Linked DNA regions of Mus musculus: region 1 is linked to region 2. The links are chromatin loops, found by intact Hi-C in ENCODE. Cell type or tissue: heart. All regions are shown on one strand.

Region 1 (2,500 bases), 600 kb after region 2:
GTCTATTTTAGAGTCCTTTACATTTTGTTTTCTGTTTTGTTTTTCTTAAAGGGGGGAGTATTCTAATTGGTGATGTCAACAATAAATGCTGTTATCTTTCATTTGTTTAGTCTAATTTACATAATTTTTAAAAGAACTTCTTTGGTGTTTTCTCTTGGCTTTCTGATCCCAGGCTGGATTTAAGGATGTGCACTGTCATGTCACCTAGCTAAGCAGCCCTGTCAAAGCATGATAAGGTGCTTCTGCTATTCCCTGGTAACACACCATTCTTAATCAAAGGGATTGGGATCCTAAGAGAAAATCAGGGCTCCCACTGTGGGAAATACAACCAATGTGGTCTGTCGTATTTGGAACTGCTGGAAACTACCTGAACGTATCAGGTGTAGGAACACTGGAGGGGTAGGGAGATTCAATAGAACCAAGAATTATCAAGTTCTAAAATAAAGAAAATGTGTGTGCGCGCACACACACAGAGAGAGAGAGAGAGAGAACAAGCAAAGAAAATATCTAGTGGTGTTATAAGTGATTATAACCTCTAAAAGCACACAAAAGCTTATTGCAACTTAATGAAAGAAGAGAGATCTGTTAAGGGGTGTGTGTGTGCGCATGTGTTATTATTATTATTATTAATTACTATTATTATTATTGTCATCATCATCATCTAATCATTAAGTCTTTTAACTGAGAAAGCATGCCCTGAGTGTACATGAGTTCTGAAACTTTCTTTTTGTAAAAAAAAATTTTTGATCTCAGTATAATTTCTTAGTAAATGATAAGACAAGCCATTAAAAAAATTAATTAAAAATCAAAGGGGCTCAAAAAGTTTCCTTCTTTAGATGTGACCAGCCCCTAAATGTATCCAATTTTAGTGTCTCTACAAACCCAGTTCTTGACATCAGAACTAGATTTCTACTTCCCAAGGTTCTGAATTGCTTTAGCAGCCCTCCTCATTCTGGGACTTGGCTGTCTTTGGGTTTTATCAGTATTTAAAATGTTCCCTAAGCTCAGACTCTGCCCCAAGCTGCCCAGGGAAGAGCAAGGCTCCCTTAGCATCCCGGGGAAACACTGCCACCTAGCGGTCATATTGAATGCTGTTAATTCCTCACCAAGTGAAGTTGCACAAGGAGATTTTGTCTCTTCTGCTCAGTGGATAGGGTCCCCAAGATCCTGGAGACGCCAAGAAGGACTGAAGTAAACAATTTATAGCGCCTCCTGATCACATCTCTGAGCTCTTAAATAAACTAAGACTTACTGAGAGTTGGAAATTTGACTTAGTAAGATTAATACAATGGACTAAATAAGGCTACTAGTAGAACAGAAATGTTGCAATAACGTATGGTGTGAGAAATCTTTATGACTTGATACACCTTGGTAAAAATGGCTCACAGGAAAGGTGAGCACCCTGCATGACATTGTGGCCCCTTAAAATAATAATATCAGCTTTTACTATGAAAACCAACATCCTTTTTTTGAACATTGTGGAAATAGATGTCTCCCATTGAAAGCTGGATTTCGAGTTGGTGATAAAAGATGCAGGGTTTAACAATGTAAGACAACTGGAATGTATTTGTGGGGAAATGTTTGAATTGATACACAGATTCTGGAGGGAGTAAAATTGCTTTTCTTATGATAAAAGTATCTTTTACAAACAGCTTGCAAACGTTCTCTTTGATGATCCTTGTTGTAAGGACTAGAATTCTGTCCCTGTCGCTCGGGAAAAGGAAGTATGCAGGTCTGAAGTTTGTCCCTAAGAAGGCCATGTGGTCAACCAAGACACATGGCCCTGACCAGGATGTCATCGTTAGAAAACAACCTCAAATGTTGTGTTCTGGGTTCAAATTCTCCTCTAGTACAATTCTATTTTCAGATATAAACAATTTTTTTTTTTAGTAAAAACTTGGAAAAAAATCCAGACAGTCCACACCTCCCTCTCCCCTCCAAAAAAAAAAAACTTATAATTTCTGTATAACTAGGTATCAGACATTAGTTCTGTAATGGTATTTCAATTCTGCTCCACTGCAGAGATGTACATTCAACAAGACAAGTAAGAGTGTGGTGTCATCTCCGAGGGAAAGAAGTAGCTACTGGCTTCATGTGGAAGACATAAACCAAGGGAAAAACATAACAGGGCTTAAGAGAAATAGGGACTTCACTGGATCTTCCTCAATGCCCCTGCTACATTGTATTTATCAAAGCCAAACATTGCATTTGCAAGCCAGAATTGACCTAAAAAATATCTGTAAAAATTAGTCATCTTTTTGTTTTTCTGTTTCGTTCTGTTTGAGATAAGGTTTCTCTGTGTAGTCCTGCCTGTCCTGGAACTCACTTTTTTAGTCCAGGTTGGCCTCTGCCTCCTGAGTACTGAGAGTAAAGGCGAGCACCACCACCACCTAGCAAAGATGAGTCTTAATAAAGTATATCCCAGGGAATACTAAGTATTTAACATTCTCCAATAGAACTAAATTTCTAGTTTATATATGTGTTTACCACCCTGTAACAC
Region 2 (2,500 bases):
AAGTCTCCTCGGCAGCAGACTCCAAACTGAGAGGAGTGACAGCCTCGGCTTGGCTCCCCTCTCTCTTCCTCCCCTCCCCACCTCTTCCCACTTCTCACAGGAAACCACATTCTTTGTACTAAGAATGAATAAAGAGCGGGGGAGACAGCTCTATCAGCACGCACGAGGGTCTGCGTTTGATCCCTAGAACCCATGTGCACACATGGAATCCCCATGTTGGGGAGGTGGAGACAAGTAGAGGCCTGGCAGCCTCGTCTGCTTGGTGAATTCCATGCCAGCCAGGGACTCTGTCTCAATAAAAGGGTGGATAACTCCTGAGGAATGACACAAAAGTGCATGTACTCTAACACATGCGTGTGCGCACCCACCAGGCAAGCTGGTGGAGGACGGAGTCACGAAATAGCAAAAGCTCTCTTTTGTGGACTTGAATCTTGTTGCATGGAATGTGTTATGTTAGGTATATACATTTATTTATACAGCATGCCAGGATCTGCTATCCTAAATATTGCTGCAATGACATTCCCTCTGTCTCTGTCTTTCTCTCTTCTCTTCTCTTCTCTTCTCTTCTCTTCTCTTCTCTTCTCTTCTCTTCTCTTCTCTTCTCTTCTCTTCTCTTCTCTCCCTTCTCCTCCCCCTTTCCTCCCTCCCCATCTTTCTTTGTTTCTTTTTCTCTCTTTCTTCTTCTTCTGTAGCTCAGGCTAACTTTGAAATGGTGTTCCTGGCACCTCAGCTTCTCCAAGTGCTGGGATTACAGCTGTGCACCACCATGTCTGGCCTGCATTGTCTCTCTCTCTCTCTCTCTCTCTCTCTCTCTCTCTCTCTCTCTCTCTCTCTCTCTCTCTCTTAAAATTTGATATGGGGTCTTTATTTATAGTCCAGGCTTGCCTGACACTCATGACAGTCCTCCTGCTTCAGCCTTCCAAGGCTGGGATTACAGATGTGTGTCTCTATGCTTGGCTTGCAAAGGCCTTTACACAGTCATGTATGTGTGGAATGAGAGCATGTGTGTTGTCTCATTGGGTCTCATTTGCCTCTCCAGTCTGTCCCTCTGTTTTCTTTTCTTTGTGACCCAGCTTTTTTTTCCTGACATGGATGGCTAGGACTTCAATTCTCCTTCGATATCTCCTTCCCTTTTCCAAGTTAAAATATTTAACCATGATGTTATGGTTCATAGATCCTCAAAGAAATAGTGAAAGCAAAATTTTTTTCTTCCCTCTGTCCTCCTTTTGAATATTTGTAAATTACCTGTATTAGCAATATTTGGCTTTTTCCAAAGCAGCTTTGGAGGGTGCGCCAGAGCCAGCTGTCATTCCAGCGGTTGCCACTAGGTGTCAATAGAGGCCGTGGTAGTCGGTTCAGGACCATCGGTTGATTTGGTTGGGTCCCTGCGGATTTTCTGAGTCCTCTCCTGTAAAATAACAAATGTCCGTGGTGCAGAGCACTTTCCTCAGGAAGTACTCTAGGGAGCCCGGGAGTTTGCATACGAAGGCGAGGAGCACGAGGCTCCTACTAATGATATTCCATGCCGACCGCAGTCGCTCCTAGGCAGGGCCTGGCTCTCCTAGCTTTGATGTATGAGATTATTACTGAGTAGTATGGTGGCCAAGCGATGCTCTGTGGGCAGGCTGAGGACGCGAGTCCTGCGTGGGCTGCAGAAATGTCGCTGCAGAGCACGGACCCGGTGGAGGAACCGAATGTACAGCCTGGACCCGGGCAGGACTGGAGGGCGGACACTCTCAGTGTGTGCTCAGCGCCACCTTCCTGGACGCCAACGCCAACGCCAACGCCAACGCGGGTGAATGTTGGCTGCGCCCTCCAGGGGTTGCAATGGGGGTTGTCACTGCAACTTATAAACAGACTCCAGGCATCTTTCATCTTCTTAAAAAAAGTTCTGGCCAAATTCCTCCACTCTCCACTCAGGGCTGCAATGCTTTGCTTCTAAAATTTTCCTCTTACATTAGGATGGCATCACCAGCTTGGGTCTGTCCGTAGCTATTTTCTCCTAATTAAAACATTCCCTCCTGGAGGGAATGAGAAGCAAAAGACTTAGAAAGCTGGCCAAATTTACAAGAGTGAGGGAGCCCAGAAAATAAGATCCACAAGGTCCCAGCTCAAGGTTGTAAGTTTCAGTAAACAGTTGCCAGGAGAACCAGAGAGCTTCCTTGAGGCTGTCTGTAAGCTGTGCAGAGAACTAGCGTGGTTGCAGCCTTTGTGAGCTGCTGCCCATACTCGGTGGGCTTTCCCATAATGTAGCTGCTTTGGAGTTCTACCTGCCCTTCTAAGAGACTCCTCCCTGTGCTCCTGCGAGGAACCCTGATAAACTCTCTGGTCCACCAAGTTGGACTTCACTCGAATCATTATTTTGGTTTTCCATCTGTTTCTGGGGTGAATAGACATTTATATTATGGTTCCTCAGGAAAAACTCACACGATGCAATGTGTGTACGTGTGTGCGTGTGTGTGTGGGGGGGGTAGAGAGAGACAGAGAGACAGAGAAACAG

What was found. Peaks named below come from ENCODE experiments on the same cell type or tissue, not always from the same donor. Only the 100,000 strongest peaks of a DNase experiment are listed, where the experiment ranks them.
Region 1: it touches region 2 in a loop (13-fold over the local background); 15 of 42 quality-filtered maps call a loop at or near these places.

Annotation. Positions count from the first base shown.
Region 1 is chr9:99,845,574-99,848,073 of GRCm38, reverse strand. It overlaps the pseudogene Gm518. Among named protein-coding and RNA genes, the nearest start is that of Sox14, 29 kb to the left of the region's middle. In heart, a CTCF peak has its summit at 1,077 (motif pointing left); no DNase peak of the experiment used is centred here.
Region 2 is chr9:100,445,421-100,447,920 of GRCm38, reverse strand. No RefSeq gene overlaps it. Among named protein-coding and RNA genes, the nearest start is that of Gm28166, 3.3 kb to the left of the region's middle. In heart, a CTCF peak has its summit at 1,311 (motif pointing right); a DNase peak (open chromatin) is centred at 1,470; H3K4me3 peaks cover 798 bases; H3K27ac peaks cover 438 bases; H3K27me3 peaks cover 1,061 bases.